2 separate regions of the Homo sapiens genome follow, and region 1 is linked to region 2. The links are chromatin loops, found by intact Hi-C in ENCODE. Cell type or tissue: heart right ventricle. All regions are shown on one strand. Each heading gives the region's core, and the rest is flanking DNA. Links, peaks and the distances in the headings are about the cores only. Region 1 overlaps LINC01567 (long intergenic non-protein coding RNA 1567). Region 2 has its middle 59 kb from the start of LINC01567.

The links. Peaks named below come from ENCODE experiments on the same cell type or tissue, not always from the same donor. Only the 100,000 strongest peaks of a DNase experiment are listed, where the experiment ranks them.
Region 1: a loop joins it to region 2, with 3 times the contacts of the local background. A loop is called at or near these places in 5 of 110 quality-filtered maps.

Annotation. Positions count from the first base shown.
Region 1 is chr16:24,653,659-24,669,929 of GRCh38, reverse strand. It overlaps LINC01567 (long intergenic non-protein coding RNA 1567), which reads left to right. Exons shown (of 3, transcript NR_122072.1): 2 at 4,905-5,092; 3 at 5,926-8,508. It also overlaps a transcript of TNRC6A not described here. Among named protein-coding and RNA genes, the nearest start is that of LINC01567, 9.3 kb to the left of the region's middle. RefSeq lists an enhancer at 6,897-7,126. In heart right ventricle, for the core only: no CTCF peak of the experiment used is centred there; no DNase peak of the experiment used is centred there.
Region 2 is chr16:24,603,589-24,619,859 of GRCh38, reverse strand. It overlaps the pseudogene LOC107984829 and a transcript of TNRC6A not described here. Among named protein-coding and RNA genes, the nearest start is that of LINC01567, 59 kb to the left of the region's middle. In heart right ventricle, for the core only: no CTCF peak of the experiment used is centred there; a DNase peak (open chromatin) is centred at 9,889; H3K4me3 peaks cover 1,191 bases; H3K27me3 peaks cover 2,798 bases.

The DNA.
Region 1 (16,271 bases), core at 3,245-11,244, 52 kb before region 2:
TAGGGTCATAACGAGAACAAAATGAGTGGATGCATATAGCATTAAGCCTAATACTTGGCTCATATAATGAACCCAGTAAATGGTTGCTATTATTACTATAACAACTACTTCTATTACTGTTGGTGCTACTATTACTATTACTACTCTTACTACTAAAACAAGTACTGTTATTCCTCCTCCTGCCAGCACCATGGGGATTACACAATTCAGCTGAGGACAGGATGATGAATCACTGGCGACTCAGTCCTCTCCCACGAATGGTACTGGAGTGCTTGAATTTGCCAGCACTTTTGTAAGGAGCTGGGAGCAAAGGCTGAGAAGACACAGTCACTGCCCAGACACAGTCACTGCCCTCATAGACTGTGAATCTAGTGTCCAACAAAGGCATGACTCAACAAACAACCAGGGAATCCTATGGGAGCTATAGGATTTTTTTTTTTTTGAGACAGAGTCTTGCTTGTTGCCCAGGCTGGAGTGCAGTGTTGCAATCTGAGCTCACTGCAGCCTCTGCCTCCTGGGCTCAAGTGATCCTCCCACCTCAGCCTCCTGAGTAGCTGGGACTACAGGGGCACGCTGCCACACTCAGCTAATATTTAAATTTTTTGTAGAGACTATGTTGCTCAGGCTGGTCTCGAATTCCTGGGCTGAAGCAGTCCACCCAACTCAGTCTCCCAAACTGCTGGGATTATAAGTGTGAATGCCCCGCCAGGATTTTTATTAGAAGAGATTGTACAGATGATCTATTTCAGGATTTTCCCAAACTCATCCCTCAAGTTTCCCCTCTCTATTTTAGTCCTGAGTACCACTCACATTGTTATTTATTTAAGGCTTTATTTCTCTTTAAATTGATCCCCCTTTCATTGGTCAAATAAATGTGGTTTGAAGAAATCTGGATCGCACTGTGGAAAATGTGAAATTAGCATCACTTGCCATGAAAAAAAAAACCCATAAAAATAAAAACAACGAGACTAATTGTGTCGTCGCATTCCAGCTAATACCCTTTTCCTGTTGAACTTTCAGAGACTCAGGCTCACTCTGTTCAAAGGGAGGTTGGCAAGGCTCAGAGAGGTGTTAAAGGCACACTAGCACAAAATGAAACTTTTTCCTTTTTAATCAGAAGTGCTGCAAAGCAACCAAAGGAAGAATGACTTTCTCACTGAGTAATTCAATGACATCAAATGTTCCATGTTCTTTCCCATCTAAGGTCATGGCTGGCCTTAATTAAGGGTGAATAATTACCTCTTCTCAGAGGGGGCGGGAAAGGCAGGGTAAGAAGTAGGCCCTAGAGCAGACTGCATCTCTGCTGAGTCTAATTGTTCCGGTGGCCAATGCCAGGTGGAAAGCATGGCCTTGGTGATAAAAATGGAGGCAAGCGTGATGCCAGTTTCAGACTGCTTAAGTAGTTCAGAGGCACTGAAGCCCAGTGGGGGAAGTCGGGTAGAGCCGAGGGACTGGCCCAGATCATGAAGGCTTTGTAAATTGCACTTATTCACTGAGTAAAGTGCAAGCGCTGAAATATACATATACATATATATATGTAATTTATTTTTCTTTTCTTTTCTTTTTTTCTTTTTCTTTTTTTTTTGAGATGGAGTTTTGCTTTTGTTGCCCAGACTGGAGTGCAATGGCATGATCTTGGCTTGGCACAATCTTGGCTCACCGCAACCTCCACCTCCTGGGTTCAATCAATTCTCCTGCCTCAGCCTCTCAAGTAGCTGGGATTACAGGCATGCGCCACCACGCCTGGCTAATTTTTGTACTTTTAGTAGAGAGGGGGTTTCACCATGTTGGTCAGGCTGGTCTTGAACTCCCGACCTCAGGTGATACTCCAGCCTCAGCCTCCCAAAATGCTGGGATTACAGGCGTGAGCCACCATACCCAGCCTATATATATGTAATGTTTTAAGACACAGGGTCTTGCTCTGTTGCCATGACTGGAGTGCAGTGGTGCAATCCTAGCTCCCTGCAGCCTCAAAATTCTGGGCCCAAGAGATTCTGCTGCCTCAGCCTTCTGAGTACCTGGGACTATGGGCATGTGCCATCACGCCCAGCTAACTCAAAAAATTTTCTTGGTATGTTGCCCAGGCTGGTCTTGAACTCCTGGCCTCAAGTCATCCTCCTGCCTCAGCCTCCCAAAGTGCTGGGATTACAGGTGTGAGCTACCATGCCCAACATACTGAAATATATTAAACAGTGGAACGATATGACAACAATAATAGCTATCATTAGTAGTGCACTAACTATGCGCTAGTCATTGAATCTTCATAACAACTGGGGGGTAGGTAATACTATTTCTATTCTACAGATGAGAAAACTGAGGCTTAATGAGGTTCAGTACTTTTCCCAGATGTGGTAGATTGACCACAGTTCTCCTCCCCTCCCTGTCTGTCACATTGTGGTCACTTTACTAAGTGACTTTGCAGCTCCTCTTATTAAGAGAGAAATCCGTTTTCCTGCCTACTGGCCTTATGATCTACTTGGACCACAATAGTGCAGCAGATGGCATGATGGGTCAGTTCTGAGTCTGGGCCTCAAGAGGCCTTGTCAGTTTCCTGGGAATACTTTGGGATCCCTGTTGTTGCCATGTGCAGGGGGCCAGGCCTGTCTTCTGCAGGATGAGAGGAGTCCATTTGTCCTAGCTGAGGCCCAGGCACGGGACAGAGCCCAGCCAAGGTCAGCAGAGCCACCACTCCAGCCAGCAGCTGATCACAGATACATCAAAAAGTCCAGATGAGACCAGAAAAACCACCCTCACTGACCAATGGACTCATAAGCAGTAAAGAGTGGTGTTCTTTTTATTTTTACTTATTTATTTGAGATGGAGTCTTGCTCTGTCACCCAGGCTGGAGTGCAGTGGCATGATCTTGGCTCACTGTAACTTCCACCTCCTGGGTTCAAGCAATTCTCCTGTTTCAGCCTCCTGAGTAGCTGGGGCTACAGGCACGTGCCACTGCGCCCTGCTAATTTTTGTATTTTTAGTAGAGATGGTGTTTCGTCATATCGGCCAGGCTGCTCTCGAACTCCTGATCCCAAATGATCCACCCGCCTCAGCCTCCCAAAATGCTGGGATTACAGGTGTGAGCCACCATGCCCAGCCAAGAGTGGTGTTTTTTTAAGCAATTAAGTTTTGGAGTGCCTTCGGTTAGTAAAAACTAACTAGACAACCAAGATAAGCCAGTGAGTAAATGTTGGAGTTGAGATTTTTTCCAGCTGTCACCACTGCCCCTGCCCCTGCCATATGTATATATATATATATATATATTTTTTTTTTTTTTTTTTTTTTTTTTTTTTCTCTAAGACAGGGTCTTGCTCTGTCATCTGGGCTGGAGTGCAGTGCCAATAGCTCATTGGCAGCCTTGACCTCTGGGGCTCAAGTGATCTTTCCACCTCAACCTCCTGAGTAGCTGGGACCACAGGCATGTGTCACAATGCCCATCTAATTTTTTTTTTTTTTTTTTTGAGACGGAGTCTTGCTCTGTTCCCAGGCTGGAGTGCAGTGGCGCGATCTCGACTCACTGCAAGCTCTGCCTCCCGGGTTCATGCCATTCTCCTGCTTCAGCCTCCCAAGTAGCTGGGACTACAGGCACCTGCCACCACGCCTGGCTAATTTTTTCTTTTGTATTTTTAGTAGAGATGGGGTTTCACTGTGTTAGCCAGGATGGTTTCAATCTCCTGACCTCGTGATCCACCCGCCTTGGCCTCCCAAAGTACTGGGATTACAGGCATGAGCCACTGCTCCTGGCTGCCCATCTAATTTTTAAAATTTTGTAGAGATGGGGTCTTGCTATGCTGCCCCAGCTGGTCTCAAACTTCTGACTTTAAGCCATCCTTCCACCTCAGCCTCCCAAAGTGCTGAGATTACAGGCGTGATCCACCGCTCCTGGCACACTTATTCTCTTGAACATCATTTCTCACAAACACTCAGAAGGTTTCCCATTTATGCTGGCATGTACCATTTCTTCAGTACAACCACTCACAACTTTCCACTGAAAAGGAACCTCAATCAGCTGCCCCGCACCACCACCAACACCTCACAAAGATTTGATTGATATGCTAGCAGAGCATAGACAGACGAGTTGCAGGGAAAGATTTGTCCCTGCAAGCAAATTTTCCACAAGTGACAACTTCAATAATTCTTGCAAGGCAGTAGTTCTCAACCAGAGGAGATTTTGACCAGCTAGGACTGGTCAATTGACAATGTCTGGAGACATTTTTTATTGTCATAACTGGGAAGGGAGTGCTACTAGACTATAGTGGGGTAAAGGCCAGGGATACTGCCAAAGAAACATCCTACAATCTACCAAACAGCCTCTCAGAACAAAGAATTATCCTACCCAAAATGTGAATAGTGCTGAGGTTGAGAAACTATTTTAAGGTAATATGGAACAAGACTATTGTTATGACTGTGAAGAAAACACCTTGGAGCAGTGGGTCTTGACCCTGGCTACACATTAGATTCACCCAATGAGTTAAAAGGCAATGAAAACCTAATGCTCTGCCCTGATTCTCTGAGTCTTTGACTCAACTGGGATGGGGCCATTTACCAATTCTTTCCAGGCTGAATGTGGTGGCTCATGCCTGTAATCCCAGCGCTTTAGGAGACAAAGGCAGGAAGACTGCTTGAGGTCAGGAGTTTAAGACCAGCCTGGGCAACATAGCAAGATCCCGTGTCTATAAGAAAAATTAAAAAAAAATTAGCCAGTTTTAAAAACATGAGCTTGTAGTCCCAGCTACTCGAGAGGCTGAGGTGGGAGGATGGCTTGAGCCCAGGAGTTCAAGGCTGCAGTGAGCTATGATTGCACGAACCACTGCACTCCAGGCTAGGCAACAGAGTGAGACCTTGTCTCTAACATAAATAAACAAACAAATAAATAAATAAGTTAGTTTGTCCTTCCTCCTCATCAGATCAGCCTCTCCACTTCAAATCCTGCCCCTCTGATGTTAGAATCTGGCTGCAACCATCCCGTGATTCTGTGGAGCCTCGTGCCTTACTTCTGCTGGCTTCTGTCTGTCGTCACTTCCGTTCTCCACCACCCTGGCCTCAATCAAACACGTTTTCTCTGATGCAAAACTCGACCTTCATTTACAGAAAGGTTTCTGGGATTTCTTATAGGTTTTGTGTGTGTGTGTGTGTGTGTGTGTGTGTGTGTGTGTGTGTGTGATTTGGGGATTACTGCAAGGCACCCTATACACAAGAGTCTTCTGATCTCTCCCTACTTTATTTTTTATTTTATTATTTGGAGACATAAATAATAAATAATAAATAATAAATTTATTATTAATAAATATATTTATTAATAATATATATTTATATTTATTATATTTTAAAATAAATATATTTAAAATATTTAAATAAATTAAAATATATTATTAAAAATATATTATATTTTAAAAATATATATATTATATTTATTATATATTATTATATTTATTTTTATTATATTTATATTTATATTTATTATATTTAAAAATAAAATATATTATTTTTATTATATTCATATTTATTAAATTTATAAATTTAATAAATTTATAATATGAATTTATTAAATTAATAATACATAATAAATATTGTTATTTATTTATTATTTGGAATTTTATTATTATTTGGGTCACACTCTGTCCCCCACACTGGAGTGCAGTGGCATGATCTCAGCTCACTGCAATCTCCGTCTCCAAGGTGCAACGATTCTCCTGCCTCAGCCTCCCGAATAGCTGGGATCACAGGTGAGCGCCACCATGCTCAGCTAATTTTTGTATTTTTAGTAGAGATGGGGTTTCGCCGTGTTGGCCAGGCTGGTCTCAAACTCCTGATCTCAGGTGATCCACCCGCCTCTGCTTCCACCTCCCAAAGTGCTGGGATTACAGGTATGAGCCACCACTCCCAGCCTCCTTACCTTCATTTCCCCTTCTCTTCTGTTCACTACAGGGTTATCTCAAGAGGCTTGGGATGGTTAAACCCTGCACATCTCAGAGGAAGGACTGGCTCTTCACCTGTTCCTGCAGGATAACTGCTAACGGCTTAAAATATTCTGCCTGATAAGAGGGCTTCTGTATATCTGGGGCCTTGGGCCATGCCGGGTAGTTGATGCTAACAACATGATTTATGGTGGGTGCCTGCGGTCATGCTGTATCAGCCTGACCTCTGGAGGGGCTGGACACTGGGTAACTGATCCCCAAGAAAAGCCATGGACACTAAGGCTCAGGTGAGTTCCCCTGGTTGGCAGTGTTTTGCGTGTGTTGTCACACATCATTGCTGGGAGACTTAAGCACTGCACATATGACTATCTAGGAGGGTACAGCTGCAAGCTCCTGCCTGGATTCTGCCCTGAGCACCTTTTTCCTTTGCTGATTTTGTTTATCTATTTATTTATTTTTGAGATGGAGTCTCACTCTGTCACCAAGGTTGGAGTGCGGTGGCTGGATCTCGGCTCATTGCAACCTCCACCTCCCAGGTTCACGTGATTCTTCTGCTTCAGCCTCCCAAGGAGCTGGGATTACAGGTGCCAACCACCATGCCTGGCTAATTCTTATATGTTAGTAGAGACGGGGTTTTGCCATGTTGGCCAGGCTGGTCTCGAACTCCTGAGCTCAAGTGACAAGGCCGCCGGCCTCGACCTCCCAAAGTGCTGGGATTACAGGCATGAGCCACCGCGCCTGGCCCCTTTGCTGATTTTTAATCCGCATCCTTCCACTGTGTTAAGCTGTAACTGTGAATACAACAGCTTTTTTGAGTTCTGCGATTCTTTGCAGCAAATCGTCATACCTGAGCGTGTCTTGGGGACTCCCCGACACATCTTCCCACTCCCTCTTCTGTTTTCTCACTTCCTCTGGAGTAAACTGAAAGAGGCCCCTGCTTGCCTCTTGCAAGGCAGTTCTGAACACACTGAGATCATTTGTGATCTCATATCCTCTTCTAAGCAATTCATCAAGAAATTTCTTTCAAATAAACCCAGTGCTCTTCATGGAGGTGATGCTGATGAAAATGACTTTCTCCAGCTTATTACACGTTTGCAGAAGCTCCTGTTTAAGAGTTTGAGCATGTATGTGTGTGTGCATATACACCAGCACACACATGCATGCCCACAGCTGTCATGCCTTCACCAGAACCAGGACGAGGAGTTATTCTATTGCCAGAATTGAAGAACCATTTCCACATATTGTAAGGTCAGTGAAAGTACAATGAAAAATACACCTGCTAGCATGCCTATGCATGGCCTCTCTGCAAATAAGATGAAGGTCCCTTCACCACCTGCTTGCACTGCTAATGGCCCTGTAGATTCCACTGGATGGATTTGTAATTTTCTCAACCATTTCCCCTAATGCTGGATATTTGGGTTATTTCCAACATTTTTACGCTTCCAAATAAGGCACCCATAATGATTCTTGCAGAGTAATCATTAGGCTCTTCTATAATTATCTAATTATCCTTTTTTTTTTGTTTTTTTCTGAGGCAGGGTCTTGCTCTGACACCCAGGCTGGAGTACAGCGGCACGATCATGGCTCACTGCAGCCTCAGCCTCCCACGCTCAAGTGATTCCACAGTCTCAGCCTCCTGTGTAGCTGGGATCACAGGTGTGCGCCACCACGCCTGGCTAACTTTTTGTACTTTTTATAGAGACGGGGAGTTTTTTTGTATTTTTTTAAATAGAGACGATGTCTCACCATGTTGCTTAGGCTGTTCTGGAACTTCTGGACTCCAGTAATCCTCCTGCCTCAGCCTCCCAAGGTGCTGAGACTATAGGCATGAGCCACCGTGCCCAGCCATATAATTATCTTAAGATAAATTTCTATACATGGAATTTTTATACGTGGAATTTCTATACATGAATTAAAGAGCACAGATTTTTGTATGTTGGTTGCTTGGTTTTTAGAGGCAGTATCTCACTCCATTGCCCAGGTTGGAGTGCAGTGGTGCAATCATAGCTCACCGCACCACTGAATTCCTGGGCTCTAGGAGTCCTCCTTCCTCAGCCTCCTAAGCAACTAGGACTACAGAGTACATATGTTTTTAAGATCTTTGATATCTTATACCTTTTGGGGACTGTATCAGTTAAAAACTCTACCAGTACTGTAGAAACATGATCGTGTCTCTGTTTCCTTGCCACACTGGGCATTAATTACTTGATCCATTAATGAGTTAATTGCACCCTCAATAAGAGTATGGTAAAGTGTGACACATTTACACTACAGAATATTATGCTGTAAAGAATAAGGATGTAGGCCAGGTGAGGTGGCTCATGCCTGTAATCCCAGCACTTTGGGAGGCCGAGGCGGGCGGATGACGATGTGAAGAGATCGAGACCATCCTGGCCAACATGTTGAAACCCCGTCTCTACTAACAGTACAAAAATTAGCTGGGTGTGGTGGCAGGTGCCTGTAATTCCAGCTACTCGGGAGGCTGAGGCAGAAGAATCGCTTGAACCTGGGAGGCGGAGGTTGCAGTGAGCCAAAATGGCGCTACTGCACTCCAGACCGGGGACAGAGTGAGACTCTGTCTCCAAAACAAAACAAAACAAAACAAAGCAATTTAAAGAGAAAGACTTTTAGGTGAGGTCAAAAAGGCAAAACCTGACTTTGGTTGAAAACAAAAAAAATATGCCATACAGTTTCTTAGGAAAACTGAAATTAAAAGTATAAGCAAAGACATACCTTACCCAGTGATATTATGGACTTGAGAGACTCAGAAGGGGAAGGGTGGGAGGGAGGCTAAGGGTAAAAAACTGAACATTAGGTACAATGTACACTCCTCCTTTGACAGGCGCACTAAAATCTCAGAATTCATCGCTACATAATTCATCCACATAACAAAAAGCCACCTGTACCCCTAAAGCTATTGAAAAAAAATTTTTCTTAAAGACATACCAGATAAAGGTTAAGAAGAAGAAAGCTGGGCAGGGCGTGGTGGCTCACGCCTGTAATCCCAGCACTTTGGGAGGCCGAGATGGGTGGATCACGAGGTCAGGAGATCGAGACCATCCTGGCTTACACGGTGAAACCCCGTCTCTACTAAAAATACAAAAAATTAGCCTGGCGTGGTGGCGGGCACCTGTAGTCCCAGCTACTCGGGAGGCTGAGGCAGGAGAATGGCGTGAACCCGGGAGGCGGAGCTTGCAGTGAGCCGAGATCGCTCCACTACACTCCAGCCTGGGCGACAGAGCGAGACTCCGTCTCAAAAAAAAAAAAAAAAAAAAGAAAAAAAAAAGAAAAAAGAAAAAGAAAGCTGAATTCATGATATTAATATCAGACAATGTTGAATCTAAGGTTAAGGGAGGCAACCTAGACAAATGGGGGCATTTTATAATGACAAAGGGCACTAAGAGTTAGGCTAAAGCTTCAATGTGAGAACACAACAGAAAATGGCATCAAACTTGCACACGCATGTTTATAGCAGCACAATTCACACTATTCACAACTGCAAAAATGTGGAATCAACCCAAATGCCCATCAATCAACGAGTGGATTAAAAATCTGATATATATATATATGAATGATGGAATACTACTCAGCCATAAAAAGGAATGAACTAATGGCATTCGCAGCAACCTGAATGGGATTGGAGACTATTAGTCGAAGTGAAGTAACTCAGGAATGGAAAACCAAACATCGTATGTTCTCACTCATAAGTGGGAGCTAAGCTATGAGGATGCAAAGGCATAAGAATGACACAAGGGACTTTGGGGACTCAGGGGGACAGGGTAGGAAGGGGGTGAGGGATAAAGGTCTACAAACTGGGTTCAGTGTATACTGCTTGGGTGATGGCTGCACCAAAATCTCACGCATCACCACTAAAGAACTTACTCATGTAACCAAACACTACCTGTTCCCCCCAAAACCTACAGAAATAAAAAGTTAAAAAAATAAAATAAAATAAAATGGCATCAAAATAATTACAGCATCAGCTTCCAACAGACACCAAGACTAACATATGACTATAGCTCACCTCTCCCAGCTTGCAGTAGATAAAAAAATTAAAAATAAAAATTTAGAGGATCTCAATGTATATTTAATAAGGCCGACTTTGTAGTTTATGTCGAATACTATGCACTAATAATAGAGGATACATCTTTTATGTGCCTATGGAATTTTCATGGTAATAGATGATGTATCAGGCCATGAAGAAAATCTTAACAAAATTCAAAATGGAGAAAGAGTAGAGACCACTTTCTAGTCACAGTACAAGAAAGATAGGGCTGGGTGTGATAGCTCATGCCTGTAATCCCAGCATTTTGGGAGGCCAAGACAGGAGGATTGCTTGAGCCCAGGAGTTTGAGACCAGCCTGGACAACATAGCAAGACCCTGTCTCTACAAATAATACAAACATTATCCTGGCATAGTGGTGCACACCTGTAGTTCCAGCTACTTGGGAGGCTGAAGGAGGAGGATTGCTTGAGCCCAGGGGACAGAGGCTGCCGTGAGCCATGTTTGTACCACTGCAGCCAGTCTGGGTAACAGAGCAAGACCAACAAAATTGGAAGGGGAAAATTCTACCACCCACCACTTGGTAAAAGGGAGCGTTTTTTGAGGGCACGAGGAGAGAGACACAGAGACAGACAGATCAAAGAAAAAATTTAAACCCAAATTTCTCAACATCTTGAATAACAAAATGAAATTAATACATAGCAAAACCTCTGTCCTATGACTAAAACTGGATTGTTAAGTAGAACAGAGCCCTAAACAAAGGCATAAGTAGAGAAGGACAAAGAAAGTAAGTGAGTTTAGTATTCACTCAAAGAAGTTAGAAAAACAACAAATTATTCTAAGAAATAAGAAGGAATAAAATAATAAATGGGCGAATTAGAAAATAAAATAATGGTGGGGTGCAATGGGTCCTACTGCAAAGTGCCTGTAATCCCAGCACTTTGGGAGACTGAGGCGGGTGGATTGCTTGAGCTCAGGAGTTCAAGACCAGCCTGGGCAACATGGCAAAACTCCAACTCTACAAAAAATACAAAAATTAGCCGGGTGTGGTAGCGCACGCCTATAGTCCCAGCTACTTGGGAGGCTGAGGTGGGAGGATCGCTTGAGTAAGGGAGGCAGAGGTTGCAGTGAGCAATGATCTGCACTGCACTCCAGCCTGAGTGACAGAGTGAGACCCTGACTCAAAACAAAAAAAAAGAAAAAGAAAAGAAAATACACAAAAAAATAGAATTAATTAATGTAAGAGCAAACTCTTTGGGGTGAGTTGGTTAGAGTAAAATAAATAATTGAAAAGTCAACTAATCAGGAAAAAAAGAGGAAGAAAGCTCAAAAACACAACATTAGAAACAGGGTGGGTGGGGCTCTGTGGCTCATACCTGTAATCCCAGCACTTTGGGAGGCCGAGGTAGATCACTTGAGGTCAGGAGTTCAAGACCAGCCTGGCCAACATGGTGAAACCCTGTCTCTACTAAAAATACAAAAATTAGCTGGTTATGGTGGCACATGCCTGTAATCCCAGCTACTTGGGAGGTAGAGGCAGGAGAATTGCTCGAATTGGGAAGGCAGAGGTTGCAGTGAGCCAAGACCGTGCCACTGCACCCCAGTCTAGGGGACAGAGTGAGTGAGACTCTGCCTCAAAAACAAACAAACAAACACAAAGAAACAGAGTGGAGGAAATATCATAACAAAGAGGAAATGAAATGGCTTTGTACCTTGCAAAACTGTGCAATGAAATTTGAAAATCTGAATGAAGTAGATTATTTTCTAGAAAAATGTAACTAATTGTCCACAGTTTTAGAACTCTGAAATAAAACAGCAAGCAGAAACAAAACTGTAAATGTTAACCAGCTTCCCACCCCAAATTCACCAGACCCACAGGAGTTTTAGATAAAGTCTTCCAAATAGCCAAGAAATAAGCAATTCTGCTTCTATATAAATTGTATCCAGGCACGGAGAAATAAAAGATGTTCATACTTTTTGTCAAAGCCACATCAAAACCTGAAAATCATGTCACAAAGAACAACTATATAACAAAACTCACTTATGAATATCTTATCTTAAATAAGATAGTACCAAAGAAAACCCAGCATATTTTAGGAATGTAGGAAATGCTGTTTTAGGAAATCTACTAGTAAGCAACATTCACCATATAACTTGGCTTAAAAAAAAAAGTGGCATAAAATTATCTCAAAAATGCAATGTTATTAGCATAGAATTGACAAAATATTCTCTTACAGCTTTCTAAGTCTCCACTGCATTTTTGGCTAAACTCCATTTTTTATTTCCATTTTTTTTTTTTTTTTGAGATGGAGCTTTGCTCTGTCGCCCAAGCTGGAGTGCAGTGGCACGATCTCAGCTCACTGCAACCTCTGCCTCCTGGGTTCAAACGATTCTCCTGCCTCAGCCTTCCAAATAGCTGGGATTACAGGTGCGTGCCATCATGGCTGGTTACTTTTTGTATTTTAATGGAAACGGGGTTTCACCATGTTGGCCAGGCTGGTCTTGAACTCCTGACCTGAAGTGATCCACCCGCCTCGGCCTCCCAAAGTGCTGGGATTACAGGCATGAGCCGCCTGCCCGGCCTTTATTTCCAAACTTTGAAATATGTGCTCTATTTTCCTTGATAAGTCTCTCTAGAGGTTTTGTTTGTTTGTTTCTTTGTTTGTTTGTTTTTTTTTTTTTTTTTTTTTTTTTGAGATAGGGTCTCACTCTGTTACCCAGGCTGTAGTGCAGTGGTGTGACCATTGCTCACTGTAGCCTTGACCTCCCAGGCTCAATCAATCCTTCTGCCTCAGTCTCCCAAGTAAGTAGCTGGGAACACAGTCATGCACCACCATGCCTGGCTAATTTTTGTATTTTTTGTAGAAGATAGCGTCTTGCTATGTCTCCCAGGCCGTTCTCCAACTTCTGGGGTCAAGTGATTCTTTTGCCTTGGCCTCCCAAAGTGCTGGGATTACAGGTGTAAGCCACCATGCCCCGCCTCTCTAGAGTTTTATTTTATTGATCTTATCAAAGACCCAGGTCATGGTTTTATTTAACATTTATTTCTATTATTTGTTTCAGTAATGTCTGCTTTTATTAGGTTTGATTCTGTCTACCTGCTACTTTGGGTCATTTTGTTCTTTTTCATACTTCTTTTATGTGAAACATTTTATTTTTAAAATTCTTTCTTAATAGAAACACTTAACATAACAATTTTGCCTCTGATTACAGGGTTGTTTACATCTTATCAGTTTTGAAAGGTAGGGTTCCTTTTGTTGTTTTGTACATAAACAGAAGCTGCCATTTTAATTTCCTCTTTCCCCCAAAATAATTTCTATAAATGATTTTTAAAAGTTCTAAATATTTTGCCCTTTTTGTTAACCTGGTGTTATTTATTTATAGTTTGTTTTTAACAGATAATTTGACTTGTGCAATTTCTGCCTTTGGAATTTTTTTAAGTTTTTATTTGGCCTGATATATTATCATTTTAAATATATGTTCTATGTATTTTTGAAAAGCATATGTACTTCTTTTTCTCTCTCTCTCTCTTTTTTTTTTTTTTTGAGATGGAGTCTCGCTCTGTTGCCCAGGCTGGAGTGCAGTGGCACGATCTTGGCTCACTGCAACCTCCGCCTCCCGGGTTCAAGCGATTCTCCTTCCTCAGCCTCCTGTGTAGCTGGGATTACAGGCATGCGCCACCATGCCCAGCTAATTTTTTTTTGTATTTTTAGTAGAGACGGGGTTTTGCCATGTTGGCCAGGCTGGTTTCGAACTCCTGACCTCAGGTGATCCACCTGCCTTGGCCTCCCAAAGTGCTGGGATTACAGGCCTGAGCCACCACGCCCGGCCTCATTTTTCTTTTCTTTTCTTTTCTTTTTTTTTTTTTTTGAGACAAGGTCTTGTTCTGTCACCCTGGCTAGAGTGCAGTGGTAGTGCATGGCTCACTGCAGCCTCCATTTCCCAGGCTCAGGTGATCCTCCTGCCTCAGCCTCCTGAGTAGCTGGGACCACAGGCACTCACCACCATGCCTGGCTAATTTTTAAAAATTTTTTGTAAAGACAAGGGTCTCCGTAGGTTGCCCAGGCTGGTCTCAAACTCCTGGCCTCAAGTGATCCTCCTGCCTTGGCCTCTCAAACTGTTGGGATTACAGGTGTGAGCCAGGGCACCAGGCCTATATTTCTTGCTATGTATCTATTATCTAACATTTATTAATTCTGTTATTTAAATCCTGTTTCTTTTGTATTTTGTTCGTTCAGACTGAGAATAGTTTGTTAATCTTTAGCTCAATTTTAGTTTTGTCAACAATTCTTATATTTCTACCGAAATACTCTTTTTTTTTTGAGACAGAATTTCACTCTTGTCGCCCAGGCTGGAGTGCAGTGGCACGATCTTGGCTCACCGCAACCTCCGCCTCCCAGGTTCAAGCAATTCTTCTACTTCAGCCTCCCGAGTAGCTGGGATTACAGACATGTGCCACCACGCCTGGCTAACTTTTGTATTTTTAGTAGAGACGGGGTTTCACCATGTTGGCCAGGATGGTCTCGAACTCCTGACCTCAGGTGATCCACACGCCTTGGCCTCCCAAAGTGCTGGGATTACAGGCATGAGCCACCATGCTTGGCCAGGAATAACTCTTAAAAGACTGTTCCCCTTATCTAAGGCCTATAATAAAAATAAATGGCGATTATAGTGAAAATACTTTAAAACCACAAAGCAGAATTTCATGTTTTTTGACAAAATCTTTTTTTCTATCAGTGTTCCCCCCCGCCTTTCAAATTTTTTTTTTGAGACAGGATCTTGTTGTGTCACCTAGACTAGAGTGCAGTGGCACGATCACTTCTCACTATAGCCTCTACCTCCTGGGCTCAGGTGTTCCTCCCATCTCAGCCTCCTGAGTAGCTGGGAACACAGGCGTCTGCCACCATGCCCAGCTAAATTTTTGTATTTTTTGTAGCGATGGGGTTCTGTCATGTTGCCCGGGCTAGTCTTGAACTCCTGGGCTCAAGTGATCCACCCACCTTGGGCTCCCAAAGTGCTGGGATTACAAGCGTGAGACACTGTGCCCAGCCTTTTCTTTACCTCATAGATGATCATAAATGTTTTTATCTTTGGGAGAAATTATACCATCTACCGTGAAATAATATTCTGTCCAGAATGTTTTTGGTTATGTGTCTGATTTTGTCCAAAATTGGTGAGTTTTAGGTTAAAATTAGTAATTTAGTAAAATTACTGAAATTTACTTTAAATTACAGGTGATTCTTTTCTGTTGTTGTGTGTTTTTTTATTTTTTATTTTTTATTAATTTTTTTTTGAGAAGAAGTCTCACTCTGTCACCCAGGCTGGAGTGCAGTGGTGCGATCTCATCTCATTGCAACCTCCGCCTCCTGGGTTTAAGTGATTCTCCTGCCTCAGCCTCTGGAGTAGCTGGTACTACAGGTGCATGCCACAGACATTAGCACCATGCTTGGCGAATTTTTGTATTTTTAAAGTATAGACGGGGTTTCACCATGTTGGTCAGACTGGTCTCGAATTCCTGATGTCAGGTGATCCGCCCGCCTTGGCTTCCCAAAGTGCTGGGATTACAGGCGTGAGTCACCGTACCTGGTCTACAGGTGATTCTTATAGGGACTATTACTAAAAATTTTCTGCAAATCATAAAGCTATATCAAGGTGTTGAGCTTAGCCATTAAGCACAGTGTAATCATTCATTGAGCCTGTCCAGTTTGATTATGCATTCTGGCATTTTGTAAGCTGCTCTGCCTAGCAATATATAGATTCATTTAATATGTTAACATTGGCTAATAAGCCAAGTGCAGTGGGTCACACCTGTAATCCCAGCATTTTAGGAGTTCAAGGCAGGAGGATTGCTTGAGGCCAGGAATTTGAGTGCACCAAATTTGAGTGCACATGGCAGCCTGGGTAACATATTGAGACCCCATCTCTGCAAAACATTAAAAAATTAGCTGGGTGTGGTGGCTATGCCTGTGGTTCCAGCTACTTGGGAGGCTGAGGTGAAAGGATCACTTGATCCTGGGAGGTGGATGCTGCAGTGGGCTATGATTGCGCCACTGCACCCCGGCCTGGGCCACAGAGAAAGTCTTGGTCTGCCCCTGCCAAAAAAAGTTAATAATTTTCTTTCTAAGATCTCAGCTCAAAGTATTATCTCTTCAGAGAGGTCTTCAATCTAAAGTACAGTCCTTTAGTCTAAAGTAATGCCTATCACGTTAACTAGGCTTCTTTTTTTTTTTTTTGATAGAGTCTCGCTCTCTCACTCTAGGCTGGAATACAGTGGTGCCATCTCTGTTCACTGCAACCTGCACATCCTGGGATCCAGTGATTCTCGTGCTTCAGCCTCCCAAGTAGCTGGGATT
Region 2 (16,271 bases), core at 4,915-12,914:
TATTGTCTAGTTCTGAATGTCCATACCATGATTCCTGCCCAGCTTCTCTGACATCTGCTCCTGCGGTCTCTCACACACACACCCTGTACAACTGACCTTTCCTCCCTGTACCCGTGGCTGTCTTGTTCCCCGTGTCAGGGACATTCTCTGACGTTCCTCTCCTTGTCATCCTGATGAACTTTCACTCACCCTTCATCTTCCAGTGCAAGAGTATTTTCTGTGAAGTTTTTCCTTCCACCTACATCCCAGGATTTTTACCTTGTCTGTAATGTAGCTAAAATTTTATTTCTTTCCATTCTCCAGACAAAAATGTGAACATGTCTAGAGTGACAGCTCAGTTATTAAGAATTACACTATGACAGAACATAATTTACTACATTGTATCTGATTGTTCCCTGCTCTATCATTAGTTGACTCTACTTATTGACTTATGCCTCAATGAACAGGCAATTTCTTACCTTCAAATGTTATTCTCAGGCAGTAGGGGAACAGAATTAATTCTTATTGCATCTATAATAGCAGCTACTTAAATTCATGACACAAAGAGAATACATTCTCTATTTTCCCTTCTCCAATTTAATCTCTGAGAGTGAGACCCACGATGATAATAGGTGAATTTTCTAAATTCACTAACTCCAAGCGATGCTGGGGATATTGTCTATGGATACTCAGAAAACAGCCCAATCAAGGCAGCAAGAATGTATCTTTAGTTCTCATGGCAATTAAGAAAGCTATAAATCAATCTGTTACATTCTCTTTGAAGAAAAAGTACAGAGTAGTGGTTTAGAGCAATGGTTTTAAAATTCTTTCGAAAATTCACTTCAGTGGTATGCATTTTAAGCCTGTATCTCTGCAAATGTGTGTATTTACTTATTATTTATAGCTTTTATATATGAACTACTGTACTATTCAGTATATTACAAAAACATTGGCCAGGAACCGTAGCTCACACCTGTAATCCTAGCACTTCGGGAGGCCGAGGTGGGTGGATCACTTGAGGCCCGGAGTTTGAGACTAGCCTGGCTAACATGGTGAAACCCCATCTCTACTTAAAAAAAAAAAATAGCCAGGTGTGGTGGCATGTGCCTGTGGTTCCAGCTACTCAAGGAGGCTGAGGTGGGAGGCTTGCTGCAGTGAGCCATGGTTGCGCCAGTGTACTCCAGCCGGGATGCCAGAGTGAGACCTTGTCTCAAAAAAAAAAAAAAAAAAAAAAAAAATTCATGAAATGGAAAGTAAAAGGAATGATATAAGGAATACATATAAATAGAGGTCCCATTGTTTTCCTTCTTCACCCTAATAGATCATCTTGTGTACTTGCTGGGTGATATAATCACACTGCTGTTGTCTACAGATCATTCACTAGGCAAGTCAACTACTTGGGGCCTCAGTTGTTTCACCGGTAAAATGGGAATCATAATTATATTTACACCATAAAGCTATGGGGATTAAAGTCATTCCACATTTATTTGACAAATAGTTGCTGAGAGCCTACCAGGAGTAGGGTACTGTTTAGAAAATAGGATATACCACTAGGTAAAATACCTAGCTCAGTGGCTGGCACATGCAAAGTGTTCAATTGATGTTTTCTGTAATTACTCCTAACAGAAGGTGGCTCAGTCACAGCCTTGAAAAAAGCATGGGCTGGGCGCAGTGGCTCACGCCAGTAACCCCAGCACTTTAGGAAGCTGATGCGGGCAGATCACTTGAGGCTGAGAGTTCAAGACCCAGTCTGGGCAACATGGCGAAACCCCATCTCTACAAAACAAACAAATAAACAAATAAAAAAACACAAAAATTAGCCGGGTGTGGTGCCGCACGCCTGTAATTCCAGCTACTAAGATGGCTGAGGCACGAGAATCGCTTGGACCTGGGAGGCAGAGGTTACGAGCTGAGATCATGCCACTGCATTCCAGCCTGGGCGATAGAGTGAGACTCTGTCTCAAAATAAATAAATAAAATAAAATAAAAAAATTAATTCAAATTAAGAGGCATAGATAAAATCAAATGTCTTCTACACATCTCCAGAACTGTGCAGGGGATAGGATGCCCTCCTCATCCGTGGATATGAACTGTTTCATTCTCAGCAGGCGTAGCTGAAGAACAGAGGAGAGATAACACAGCCTGGCTTGACCACTTACAAGGCACATGACTCTGGGTGAGTTATTTAGTCTCTCCATGCCTCAGTTTCCTCATCTCTGCAATGGGTATAATATCAATACCTACCTCCTGGGGTTGTTATGAGGATTACATGAGCTTTTAGTAATAACATACTTGACACAGGGTAAGTGCTATATAAGTTTGTTGTATAAATAATACAATTAATAAAAGAAGCATATTTCTTCATATTTGATCTGAGTCAAAAGGCCAAGAAGCAATAAAAGAAGCATAATTCTTAATCACACAATCACACTAGGCATTAGGATTATTAAATTATCTTGGCCAGGGGTGGTGGCTCATGCCTGTAACCCCAGCACTTTGGGAGGTTGAGGTGGGAGGATTGCCCAGGAGTTCAAGACCAGCCTGGGCAACGTAGTGAGACCCAGTCTTTACAAAAAATATTTTAAAAATTAGCCAAGTGTGGTGACATACACCTGTAGTCTCAGCTACTCAGGAGGCTGATGTGGGAGGATCACCTGAGCCCAGGAGTGGGAGGCTGGAGTGAGCTATGATTGCACCACTGCACTCCAGCCTGGGCAACAGAGTGGGACTCCATCCCCACAACCTGCCAAAAAAAAAAAAGATGCTCAAAAAAACTAATAGATAAATCTATAATTACAGTTAAAGATTTTGGCACATTTCTCTCTCTTACTGAGAAAACAAGCGCACACACAAAAGATCAAGAAGGTTACAGAAGACTTGCACAATATGATTAACAAGTTTGGCCTAACATATATAAAATTTTATACCCAACAATTGCAGAATACACATTTTGTTTTTTTGAGGTGGAGTCTCACTCTGTGGCCCAGGCTGGAGTGCAATGGCATGATCTCGGCTCACTGCAACCTCTGCCATCAGGGTTCAAGCGGTTCTCCTGCCTCAGGCTCCTGAGTAGCATGCACTACCATGTCCAGCTAATTTTTTGCATTTTTAGTAGAGACGGGGTTTCGCCATGTTGACCAGGCTGGTCTCGAACTCCTGACCTCAGGTGATCCACCCGCCTCTCAGCCTCCCAAAGTGCTGGGATTACAGGCATGAACCACCGCATCTGGCCATACACATTATTTTCAAGTGCATATGGAAGCTTTGCCCACACTGACCATATGCTGGGTCAAAAAGAGTCTCTTAACAAATATCAAAGAATAAAAACATATAGAGTATATTTTCTGACTGTTGTCAAGATAGAAATAACAGAATCTCATATTTTGCGTGGCTTCTGTGTTTATGAACATTAATAAATTTGTATGCCTTTTTCTCCTAAAAAATTAATAAGCAAAAGAGAACTACCTTCCCTTATGTATTTAGGAGTTAAGCAACAATACCTTTTAAACAATCTTCTTTTCTTCTTCTTCTTCTTCTTTTTTTTTTTTTTTTTTTGAGACAGCATCTCGCTGTGTCTCCCAGGCTGGAGTGCAGTGGCGCAACCTCAGCTCACTGCAACCTCTGCCTCCCGGGTTCAAGTGATTCTTGTGCCTCAGCCTCCTGAGTAGCTGGGATTACAGGTGTCCACCACCACGCCTGGCAAATTTTTGTATTTTTAGTAGAGACAGGTTTCACCATGTTGGCCAGACTCATCTAGAACTCCTGGGCTCAGGTAATCCTCCCATCTCAGTCTACTGAGTAGCTGGGACTACAGGCATGTGCCACTATGCCTGGCTAATTAAAAAGTAAATTTAGAGATAGGGTCTTGCTCCGTTGCCCAGGCTTGTTTCTAATTTCTGGCCTTAAGTAATCCTCCTGTCTTGGCCTCCTGAAGTGCTGGGATTACATTTGTGTTACCATACCTGGCTAATTAAATTAAAAAATTTAGAGCATGTAGGGGTATGTGTGTTGGGGGGTGGGTGGGTGGGTTACTTTTTATGTTGCCCAGGCTTGTCTCATACTCCTGGCCTCAAGGGATCCTCTTACCTCAGCTTCCTGAGTAGCTGGGATTACAGGCATGAGCCAGTACACCCAGCTACAACTTGAAACACATGCTCTGGGTTCTCAGTAAGCACTCTGCCCAGCAACCCTCTGCTCACTTTAGAATGTTCATTCCCCCTCTCCAAGATGATGATTTTATTCAGCGTCTCAGCAACATTCAACCCAGTTGGTCACTTTCTCCTTCCTGAAATATTCTGCCCTCTTGGCTTCATGAGCCCACACTCCGATTTCCCTCCTCTTTCCACCTCCTGCATGGATGCCTCCATTATCTGATTTCTAAATGGTGGGCAGCCTGGAGTTCTAGTCTCACTTCTCTTTGATTTCTCTCTTTACACTCTCTAAGTGATCTCAGCTGGTCTCCAAATTTACATATGAAGTCTAAACCTCTTTGAGCATATCCCACTGTCTAGGGTATATCTTTCTGGATGTCTCACGGGATCTCAAGTCTACTGGGCTCAGCACGGAATGGTTGACATCTTCCTGCCCTCTCCCCCAACAAAATACTCTTCTCCTCTCCTAGTCTTTCTTTCCATCTTAGTACATGGAATTATCAACCTGTGAGCCTTCTCTAATATGTGCCTTTCCTTCAATTACTCTATGTGATCCAGCAGCAAGACTTGTTATTTCTACCTCTTACACATTATTCTCATCTGTCCACTCCCTTTCCATCTCCCCTGCAATTAATTTATTTTAAAAATTACTTATTTATTTTTTTGAGACAGAGTCTCACTCTGTCACCCAGGCTGGAGTGCAGTGGGGAGATCTCAGCTCACTGCAACCTCCGCCTCCTGGGTTCAAGCAATTCTCTTGCCTCAGCCTCCTGAGTAGCTGACAGGTGCCGGTCACCATGCCTGGCTAATTTTTGTATTTTTAGTAGAGACGAGGTTTCACTGTGTTAGCCAGGCTGGTCGCGAACTCCTGACCTCAGTTGATCCACCTGCCTCGTTCTCCCAAAGTGCTGGGATTACAGGCGTAAGCCACCGTGCTGGTCCACTGCAATTACTTTAAATTAAATTGCCTTCCTTCTGTTTCCCAAATAAGCCCCAGGCTTCCTGCCTGGGGGCCTTTGCATGTGCTCTTGCCTTGCCTAGAACACTGAAGGCATTGAGTTCCATATGGCCCAAATTTCATTACGGGGAACAATCTCAAAAGACTCCAAGTCATTCCCAAAAAAATCCCGTGAGAAGAGATCTTATTTCACCACACCCACCTTCTAATCCATATCCAAAACAGACCCGTGCTTGTTCCAAGCAAAAAGCAAAGTCTGATAGATGATAGTTCTGAGGGTATCTCTAATCACAAAATTGGCCTCAAATTTCCTCTTGGCTTTCAGTTTCTCCCAATATTAGAGGGAGACAGTGTCCAGCTTATTAGCCTTTTGAATTCATGTAGTAGTCTGAGAAAAAGAGACACAATATTTTGTACCTCCACCCAACAAGTGGTATCTTTTTCCATCCTCTAACTCTGGGCTTGACTACGTAACTTGTCTAGGCCCACGGGGCCTCGCAAACACGATGCAAGCAAATGCTTGAACAATGCTTGTGTACTGGGGCTTCCCTTCTCTTGCTGCGTTTGGAACCCAGCTGTCATATGAAAGACTGGGCTAGCCCTCTAGCTAGGGAGACACGTGGCCTGGTCAATTTCAATTGCCCCTGCCAATCAGCAGACACCTGGGTGAGATCATCCACGAACAACCAACTCTGAACCAACCTGCCAGCAGACTATCTATACTGGCCATGAACCCAGGCCAGGACAGCAGCAGTGCCCAGATGATCCCAGCTGCCACTTCCAACTCACAGAGTTAGGAGTTATAAGTGATGGTTGTTTGAAGCCACTAAGCTTTGAGGTGGTCTGTAATGCAAGAAAAACTGATATACCTCTTGTGTTCATTTTTTCGTATTGCAAATCCAAGTATGCTCCTTCCCTACTTAAAATGCTTTAATAGGCTGGGCACAGTAGTTCATGCCTGTAGTCCCAGCACTTTGGGAAGCCAAGGCAGGCGGATCACCTGAGGTCAGGATTTTGAGACTAGCCTGGCCAACATGGCGAAACCACGTTTCTACTAAAAATACAAAAAAAAGAAAATTAGCTGGGCATGGTGGCAGACACTTGTAATCCCAGCTACTCAGGAGGCTGAGGTGGGAGAATTGCTTGAACCTGGGAGGCGGAGGTTGCAGTGACCCGAGATCGAACAACTGCACTCCAGCCTGGGCGACAGAGCAAGACTCTATCTCTAAATAAATAAGTAAATAAAATAAAATAAAATAAAATAAAATAAAATAAAATAAAATAAAATAAAATAAAATAAAATAAAATAAAATAAAATAAAATAAAATAAAATGCTTTAATAGTTGCTCATTGATCCCAGGATGAAATCCAAGTCATTAGCCAGGGCTTTGGAGCTCCACATAATCTGGATGGCCTCATCTAACACAGTCTGAAACATGCAATGTGTTTGGTCCACCAGCATTCTTGAGCCCTTGCCCTCCTCAAGGCCTTCACACACGCCACCTGGTTGACCCTTACCCCTCTCTCACACCCCAACTTAAAAATTGCATCATCAGAGAGGCCTCTTTTGACCAACTCTGTCCCCACTTTTATGCCCCCGCAACTGAAGTATGTCTTCAGTTATAGATTCCTTTTTTTTTTTTTTTTTTTTTTTTTGAGACAGAGTCTCACTCTGTCACCCAGGTTAGAGCGCAATGGTGCGATCTCGGCTCACTGCAAACTCTGCCTCCTTCCTGGGTCCAAGCAATTCTCCTGCCTCAGTCTCTGGAGTAGCTGGGACTACAGGTGTAAACTACCACTCCCGGCCTTCAGTTATATATTCTTATCATATCTTATTACCTTCCTTCTTAGCAAATGCCCCACTTTGAAACAATATATCATCTTGTGTGATGACTTAATAGCTGCCTTCCCCACTGGACTATAAACCCCATGAGAATAGAGTGTCTCTGTTTCGTTCACAAATGTAGCCCCAAACTTGCACAAACTGTCACATGGCAACTGTTGGACAGCTATTTTTTTTCTCTTTGAGACAGGGTCTCACTCTGTCACCCAGGCTGAGTGCAGTGGCGCAATCATGGCTCACTGCAGCCTCGACCTCCTGGGCTCAAGCTATCCTCCTCCTGAGTAGCTGGAACTACAAGTGCATGCCACCACACCTAGCTAATTTTTTTTTTTTTTTGTATTTTTTGTAGAGATGAGGTTTTGCCATGTTGCCCAGGCTGGTCTGGAACTCCTGGGTTCAAGCAATCCAGCCGCCTAGGCCCCACAAAGTGCTGGGATTACAGATATGAGCCACTGCGCCCAGCCTGGATAGCTTTCTTTCGAAGCTGTCTGGTGGTTAACTGTGTGGACGCTGGAGAAAACTGCTTGGGCTTAAATCCTAGCTCTATCACTTATTAGCTGAGTGCCCTTAAGCAAGTGACCTAATGAGCTGCTCCTTGCCTCAGTTTCTCCATCTTGGAAATGGAGATAGAAATAGCACCCTGTCATCGAGTCACTCGGCGGATTCTGCTCTGTCGTTGTTAAAAGTTTCTTGCCGAACAGACGTTGGTATAGCTCAGATGACAGTGAACCAAAAGCTTTTGACACAGCCACCATCTCCTTTCTCTGGGGCTACAGATACTGCCATGATTTAATTTAATTTTACTTTACTTTATTTTATTTCATTTTATTTTATTGAGATGGAGTCTTGATCTGTTGTCCAGGCTGGAGTTAAGTGGCATGATCTCGGCTCACTGCAACTTCTGCCTCCTGGGCTCAAGCGATTCTCGTGCCTCAGCCTCTCGAGTAGCTGGGATTACAGATGTGCACCACGATGCTTGGCTACTGTTTGTATTTTTAGTAGAGATGGGGTTTTCTCTATGTTGGCCAGGCTGGTCTCGAACTCCTGACCTCAGGTGATCTGCCTGCCTCAGCCTCCCAAAGTGCTGGGATTACAGGTGTGAGCCACTGTGTCCAGCCACTGCCATAATTTCACAATTCACATTTGGCTTCCCCATGGTTCAACTAATATATGTAATATATCTGCAAGACTTGTTATTTCTATCCCTTAAACATCATTCTAATCTGTCCTCTCCCTGTCCATCTCCACTGCAATTACATTGAACTAAATCGCTCACATGCTGCCTCATTCTGCAAAGGTGTGGCCTCAAACTCGGAGCCAGCTCTACGAGATGCCTCTCGATGCCCGAGCGCATCCAGCACTAGATTTTTTGCTCCTGCTTTGAGCCCTGGTTTCTCCCACAGAGAGTCAGACGTTTGGGGTCCGAGTGCCTTGTCTCCTGACTGCTGTAACTGTGCCTCCTATCACTTGATCATTCCCTTGCTGAGCTGGGGTGTGGAGCCAAGAAACCACCTCCCAGGAAACAGTTCTGATGGCCCCAAGCAATGTATCCATCTCCTTTAACACATATGTGCACGCACGTACACACAGCGGGAACTGGGCATTCTACACTGTCTTAGTGAAAAAAGAATTTTTTTTAGAAGGTACATTTCCAATCACCAAGTCCTTAGAAGCTGTTCTTTCAGGCTCTGGCCAGAAAGGACAAAAATCTAGGTATCCAGAAAAATAATTTTAAAAAGCGAGGTTAGAGGATGAGAGGAACTCCTAAGAAAAATCAGTGGGAGACAGAAAGGTATGTGAATAAAAAAGAAAATCCAGCTGGACTCAGGGGTTGATGCCTGTAATCCCAGCTCTTTCGGAGGCCAAGGCGGGGAGATCACCGGAGGTCAGGAGTTCGAAACCAGCCTGGCCAACATGGTGAAACCCCATCTCTACTAAAAATACAAAAAAATTAGACGGGTGTGGCGGTGGGCGCCTCTAATCCCAGCTATTCGGGAGGCTGAGACAGGAGAATCGCTTGAACCCGGAAGGCAGAGGTTGCAGCGAGCCGAGATTGCGCCACTGCACTCCAGCCTGGGCGACGGAGCGAGATTCTGTCATAAATAAATAAATAAATAAATCTGAGGGCAGGGGGTGGAAAGGGGGAAGGTGAGAGGTGAGAGAGGTTAGGAGGAGTAAGATAGAGAGAGGAGAGGCTCGGAATAAGATGGGCTGGGAAGGGAGAGGGAGGACAGCGAAGGAGAAGCTCCTTCCACCCCAGCAGAGCCAGCGCAGCGCTGCTCCTTAGGAAGGCTGCGTCTGTTTGGCAGGGCCCGAGAGCCGCAGCTCCCCAGAGCCGGCAGGCACTTCCCTTCCAACGGGCCCAGCGAGGGTGCCCTGCGCATGCTAATGAGGCAGTTGAGGAAAGCTTCGCAGATAATTGCTGAAAGTGTGCAGTAACTTACCAGGCTGGGAGTCAGTGGGCTGCAAAATGATGGGGCACCGCTCCTGGGGGCCCCCAGCAGAGGGGCCTGGTCTCCAGGTACCCGGCGCTCACAGGTTAGTGGCTGCAAGACGACGGGTTTTCCATTCAGTCAGGCACTGAACCCAGCGATGGGGAGAGCCAGACCAAAGGCAAAGGAGAGGAGGGGAACCTGCTTGTGTTTTTGTATTAAATTGTTTTTGAACCCACGTAGCCCTGGGAGTCACATGCCGCCTCCAACATCACCGGAGCCATCACATGATACAGGTCCCCCATCATGTGATGAGACAAATCTGCCTAACTTCAGTCCCCCACCCCCAGCCCCCGCTCACAGACTGACAGATAAAGTGCTTCTGGGGGACCCCCCGCCCCCTACCCCCAGTCAGTGACAGAGGGAGGGACGCAGATGGAGAACCCTCAGAGCCCATGCAACGCGAAGACCTTGATGAATAGTTAATATGCCTTTCTCTCTCCTCCTAAGCTATTGCGACTTGGAGCGGTGCCAGCCTCATTTGAATTCCAGCCTTTGTGAATAACTCAAGTGTCGCCGCTGTTGCTCCAGCAATTGCAGGGCGTTTGAGCTCACACCATCCCGCCTCGTTCTAGAAGCCCAACTCGGCTGCCTCCCCTCCCCACAGCTTCCAAGCCTCCTCACGGGGCAGTGGCAGTGGGGGTTGGAGGTGGGGAGACTGGAGCTGCAGAAGGGGAGACCACTCCAGCTGAACCTTCTAGTCCCTCCACCCCCCAGCTGCAGTAGGAGTCAGGTGGGGCCCCGACTGGGTATCTGATTAGGCGATTAGGCTGCCTCTGTTCTACTTAGTGATCATAGCTCTGTTCTCTCTGCAGATATTTCCCTTCTGTCTCTCTCTCTCTCTCTCTCTCTGTCTCTCTCTCTCTCTGTCTCTCTCTCTCTCTCTCTCTGTCTCTCTCTCTCATACATATGTACATCTCTCCATTTCTTCCCTTAATGAGGATACAGTTAAATCGACTGAAAAATCAGCTGGGTTTGGCGGGGTGCAGTGGCTTACACCTGTAATCCCAGCATTTTGGGAGGCCAAGGTGAGTGGATCACCTGAGGTCAGGAGTTCTAAGACCAGCCTGGCCAACATGGTGAAACCCCATCTCTACTAAAAATATAAAAAATTAGCTGGGCATGGTGGCACACACCTGTAATCGCAGCTACTTGAGAGGCTGAGGCAGGAGAATTGCTTGAACCCAGAGGTGGAGGTTGCAGAGCAAGATTCTGTCTCAAAAAAAAAAAAAATCGGTTAAGTTTGTTTCTTCCCATTGTAGTAACCTCCTTTGCTCATGTTTTCATTCACTCGATCTTTTATTAAACAAATATTTTTGTAGAGCACCTAACATGCTGCAGGTCTCGTACTAGGCACTGAGAAAGATGGAAGGGAGGGAAGACATGTTAAAGAAATGCATAAAGCCACATCTCTGTTCTTGAGGTGCCTGTCGTCTGTTAAAGGCAACAGAATCATAAACAGATCTGGCAGATGCAAAATTCCAGAGTCACACAAACTCAAGTGTGCAAAGATGTGAATCCTCTATTTGTCTAAACCTGAACTTCACTTCTACCTCCCGCCCCACTCCCCTATTCTGCCCAATATAGGAAACTGCATCTCATCACTTTCAAATAAACTCAGACACCTGGGTGACTTTTCTCTGCTTCAGATTTACAGTAAGTCAAGTTAAAGATTTTTTTTTCTTGTTGCCTTTCTTTCTTCTCCCTACTATTGATACTAAGCACTGATGCTCACTCGAATAATCAAACAAGTAAACAAATTGTGCAGACTGCTTTCCTTTGTAGATAGATAGTATGATTTGCTGGCACTCTGCAGGTGGGGGCCTTTTTGAGCAAAGAAGAATTGTGGTGTTTTTGTTTTGTTTTGTTTTGACGGAGTCTCGCTCTGTTGCCCAGGCTGGAGTGCAGTGGCACAATCTTGGCTAACTGTAATCCCAGCTACTCAGGAGGCTGAGGCAGGAGAATCTCTTGAACTCGGGAGGCAGAGGTTGCAGTGAGCTGAGATCGTGCAGCTGCACTCCAACCTGGGCAACAGAGCAAGACTCTGTCTAAAAACAAACAAACAAACTCTGCACAATTTGTTTACTTCTTTGATTATTCGAGTGAGCATCAGATCTTAGTATCAATGGTAGGGAGAAGAAAGGCAACAAGAAAAAAAAATCTTTAACTTGACTTATTGTAAATCTGAAGCAGAGAAAAGTCACCCAGGTGTCTGAGTTTATTTGAAAGTGATGAGATGAAAAAAAAAAAAAAAAAGTAGCAAAGTAGCAAAAAGTAGCAAAAGGTGGCAAGCAAAAAGGACTTCTTCCTTACAGACCTCTCTCAGCCACTGTGCCTGGCCCACCTTTTGCTCCTCTGATGTAGTCATGGGAGGCAGCCATCATGTGACGATGAGGTGAAAAATCTTCACTGACATTCTGGGGATGGCAGAGTGGAAGGACAGAAAAACATAAGTTCTCAATAGAAGTGAGTTGCCAAACTGACCCTGGGACCACCTATGTTAGAAAAATCAAGCATCTTTATGGTTGATTTTTTGTATTTCATCACTTGTGATTGGAGCTCATCCTAACTGAAACAGCACCCATGGAATTTGGCAGTTGCTCCAGTTACCAATGGTTTTTGAAGAACAGCATCTGTAAAGCTGTGGAGGTGCAAGTCTGATGATAATAGGTTAAGAAGTAATCTTAATCATGCACAGTGGTGCAAGCCCATAGTCCCAGCTACTCCAGGAGACTGAGGCAGAAGGAGCACTTGGACCCGGGAGTTCCAGATCAGCCTGGGCAGCATAGCGAGACCCTCTCTCCAAAACAAACAAACAAACAAAAAACAAAAAAGAAGTAACTGGAAACATTCCATTTCTGACAATATGGGGGACCAAATATGAAAGACAAAATAATCATAAAGAAATTCTGGATAAAATAACCAACATTCTTTTAAGTGTGTAGCTGAGCCCTCAGAAAGAAAGAAGGGAGTGCCGGGACAGAAGCAGCAGTGCGGCCGCCACCACCATGGCACTGCAGGCTGATCGACAAGGCTGCAGAAGACGTGAGGAAGCTGCCAACAAGACCAGATGAGGGGTCGGGCGCAGTGGCTTACGCCTGTAATCCCAACACTTTGGGAGGCTGAGGTGGGTGGATCATCTGAGGTCAGGAGTTCGAGCTTGGCCAACATGGCGAAACCCCGTCTCTACTGAAAATGCAAAAATTAGCCGCAGGTGGTGGCGGGCGCCTGTAATCCCAGCTACACGGGAGGCTGAGGCAGCCGAATCGCTTGAACCCGGCAGGCAGAAGTTGCAGTGAGCCGAGATCGTGCCACTGCACTCCAGCCTGGGGGACAGAGCGAGACTCCATCTCAAAAAAAAAAAAAAAAAAAAAAAAAAAAAAAAAAAAAAAGCAGATAATAAAGAACTGAAAAAACTCGATGGACTTTACAAACAAGCTATAATTGGAGACATTAATATTGAGTATCTGGGAATGCTGGACTTTAAAGGGCAAGGCCAAATGCGCAGCATGGACCCTCCAAAAAAGGTTGTCAAAGGAAGATGCAACGAGTGTCTCTATTTCTAAGGCAAAAGAGCCGATAGAAAAATAGGACATTTAGAATACAGTGTATGAGAAATTTTTCCAGCCAGTTGCAGTGACTCACACCTGTAATCCCAAAACTTTGGGAGGCCAAAGTGGGCGGATCACTTGAGGTCGAGTTTGAGACCAGCCTGGGCAGCATGGTGAAACCCCGTCTCTACCAAAAATATAAAAATTAGCCGGCCATGGTGCATGCCCGTAATCCCAGTTACTTGTGAGGCTGAGGCACAAGAATCACTTGAACCCGGGACGCGGAGGCTGCAGTGAGCCGAGATGGCATCACTGCACTCCAGCCTGGGCAACAAAGCAAGACTCTGTCTCAAAAAAGAATACAGTGTATGAGAAAGTTTTCCTTTTGAAGCCTTGATAATGCTCTCATGACCTAACATTTAGAGGGAGAGAGGCACTGTTCACTCTAGGTATCATGTATATATTTGCTATTAGCAAGAATTGTAGTAACAGGAGTATGCTGAAACTACATAGTTCACTAAATTGTGCTTGCTTAAACCAGGTGTCCTTAAATGTTCTTTTAGAAAAGTATTTGATTTTTTATTTTTGTAGATTTAGGGGGTACAAGTGTAGTTTTGTCACGTGGATATATTATATAGTGGCAGTCTGGGCTTTTAGTGTGCCCATCACCCAAATAGTGTACATTGTACCCAAAAGGTAATTTCTCATTCCTCAGCCCCTCCCACCCTCCCACCTTTTCAAGTCTTCAGTGTCTCTTATTCCACACTCCATGATCCTGTGTACACACTGTTTAACTCCCACTTGTAAGTGGGAATGGGTGGTGTTTGACTTTCTGTTTCTGAGTTATTTGCACTTAAAATAATGGCCTCCAGTTCCACCCATGTGGATACATAAAATCAAATAAATAAATAAATAAAATCAAACATGATTTTATTCTTTTTTTATGTCTGACTGGTATCCCATCATGTACCATCTTTTCTTTATCCAGTCACCCATGGATGGACATTGGATTGATTCCAGGTCTTTGTTATTGTGAACTGTGCTGTGATAGGCATACAAGTGCAGGTATCTTTTGGATACAACGATTTCTTTTCCTTTGGGTGGATACCCAGTGGTGGGATTGCTGGGTAGAATGATAGTTCTATTTTTCGTTCTTTGTGAAATCTCCATGCTGTTTGTCATAGAGGTTGTACTGATTTGCATTCCCACCAATAGTGTGTGAGCGTTCCCTTTTTTCCGCATCCTCGCCAACATCTGTTGGTTTTTGACTATTTAGAAAGTCTTGCCCTGGTAGTATGTACACAGACTTTAACAATTATTTCTTCTTTTGGCTCATCTGTTCTCCTACAAGGAGTTGGTGTTACTGGTATAATAAAAACAGGTTATTAATTTAAAAAAAGGGCCAGGTACAGTGGCTCACATCTGTAATCCCAGCACTTTGGGAGGCCAAGGTGGGGAGATCACTTGAGGCCAGGAGTTCGAGACCAGCCTGGCCAACATGGCAAAACCCCATCTCTACTAAAATTACAAAAATGCCAGGTGTGATGGCATGTGCCTGTAATATCAGCTACTCAGGAGGCTGAGGCAAGAGAATTGCTTGAAACGGGGGAAGGCAGAGGTTGCAGTGAGCAGAGATCATGCCGCTGCACTCCAACCTGGGAGACACAGCGAGACCATCTAAAAAAATTAATAATAATAATTTTTAAAAAGGGAAGAAAAAACCCCAGAAAACTAGAGAGCTAGGCATACGAGTTAACGCTGTATCCACCCTGGGGATTTAGTGCTTGGCAGGGACATGGCAGCCTTGGGAGGCTGGGTTGCAACTCCAAGCAGGTACAGGAGACAAAGTCTTGTGCCTGGGAGTGGAAACTTCCACATCAGCTTGGGACTCTTAAAAGTGCTGTATCCTCAGTGAAAATGTGCATGGTGGTAAATTTTATGTGTCACATTGACTAGCCACGGGGTGCCCAGATTAAACATTATTTCTAGATGTGTCTGTGAGAATGTTTCTGGATGAGATTAACATTTCAGTGGATGGACTCAGTAGAGAACATTGCCCACTTCAATGTGGGTGGAAATCATTCAATCTCAATGGAACAAAAGGGTTATCTGTGGTGGAGGAAGGAGGTGGAAGAAGGAGGAAATTTCCCCTTTTGCTTCCTGCCTGCCTTCTTGAGCTGGAACACCTCATCTCATCTTGTCCAGCCTCTGGACTGGGATTTACACCATTGGCTACCCTGGTTCTTAAGCTTTCAGACTTGGACCAAATTACACCCCAAGTTTCCCTGGATCTCCAGCTTGCAGAGAGCAGACTTGTGAGACTTCAGAGCCTCTATAATTGCATGAGCCAATTCCTCAGGATAAATCAATCTCTTTCTCTCATGCTGATTCTACTTCTTTGGAGAACCCTAACTAATACATGGTGAAACAAACAAACAAAAAAAGATCACCTTTAAGCCCAGAGAAACACGGAAGCTTGTGTGACTTGACCTGAATTCTGGGTCAAGGCAAAAAAAATACTCCCATGATAATTAATAACCAAGGCCTGTTCTCAAGTGGTTTTGATGTCTGAACATACATTACTTTTATGGCCCTGGAATACCAAAAATAAGAAATAACATAGAAAGAGAGGAGCCTCAGAGAGGCAAATATAAAAGTGATCTAGAGGTAAGTTCACTAAGCCCAGACCTCACAGAGTTCCCACAGATTATGTTCCCATTGCAGATGAGTTTATAATCCAAAATTATAAAACATGTTATAAATTACAAAGCACTAGGAGACAGAAGAAAGTGCAGGATTAGACTCCTATAAATTTCATATAATAAAATAATTGGATGGAGATTATTAATAAAACTTTATGCTTAACTTTTTAGAAAGAAGCAGTGCCTTTTGCTTCCAATTAAGATGACATAACAGAAACTGGGTATACTCTTTTCCCTGAAACAACAACAAACAAGATAAAATATATAAAACAACAGTTTTGGCCGGGCATGGTGGCTCACACCTCTAATCCCAGCACTTTGGGAGGCTGAGGCGGGCAGATCACTTGAGGTCAGGAGTTCGAGACCAGCCTGGTGAAACCTCGTCTCTATTAAAAATACAAAAAATTAGCCATGTATGGTGACTTTGCCTGCAGTCCCAGCTACTTGGGAGGCTGAGGCAGGAGAATTGCTTAAACCCGGGAGACGGAGGCTGCAGTGAGCTGAGATTGCGCCACTGCACTCCAGCCTGGGCGACAGAGAGAGACTTTGTCCCAAAACAACAACAACAACAACAACAACGACAACAACAACAACA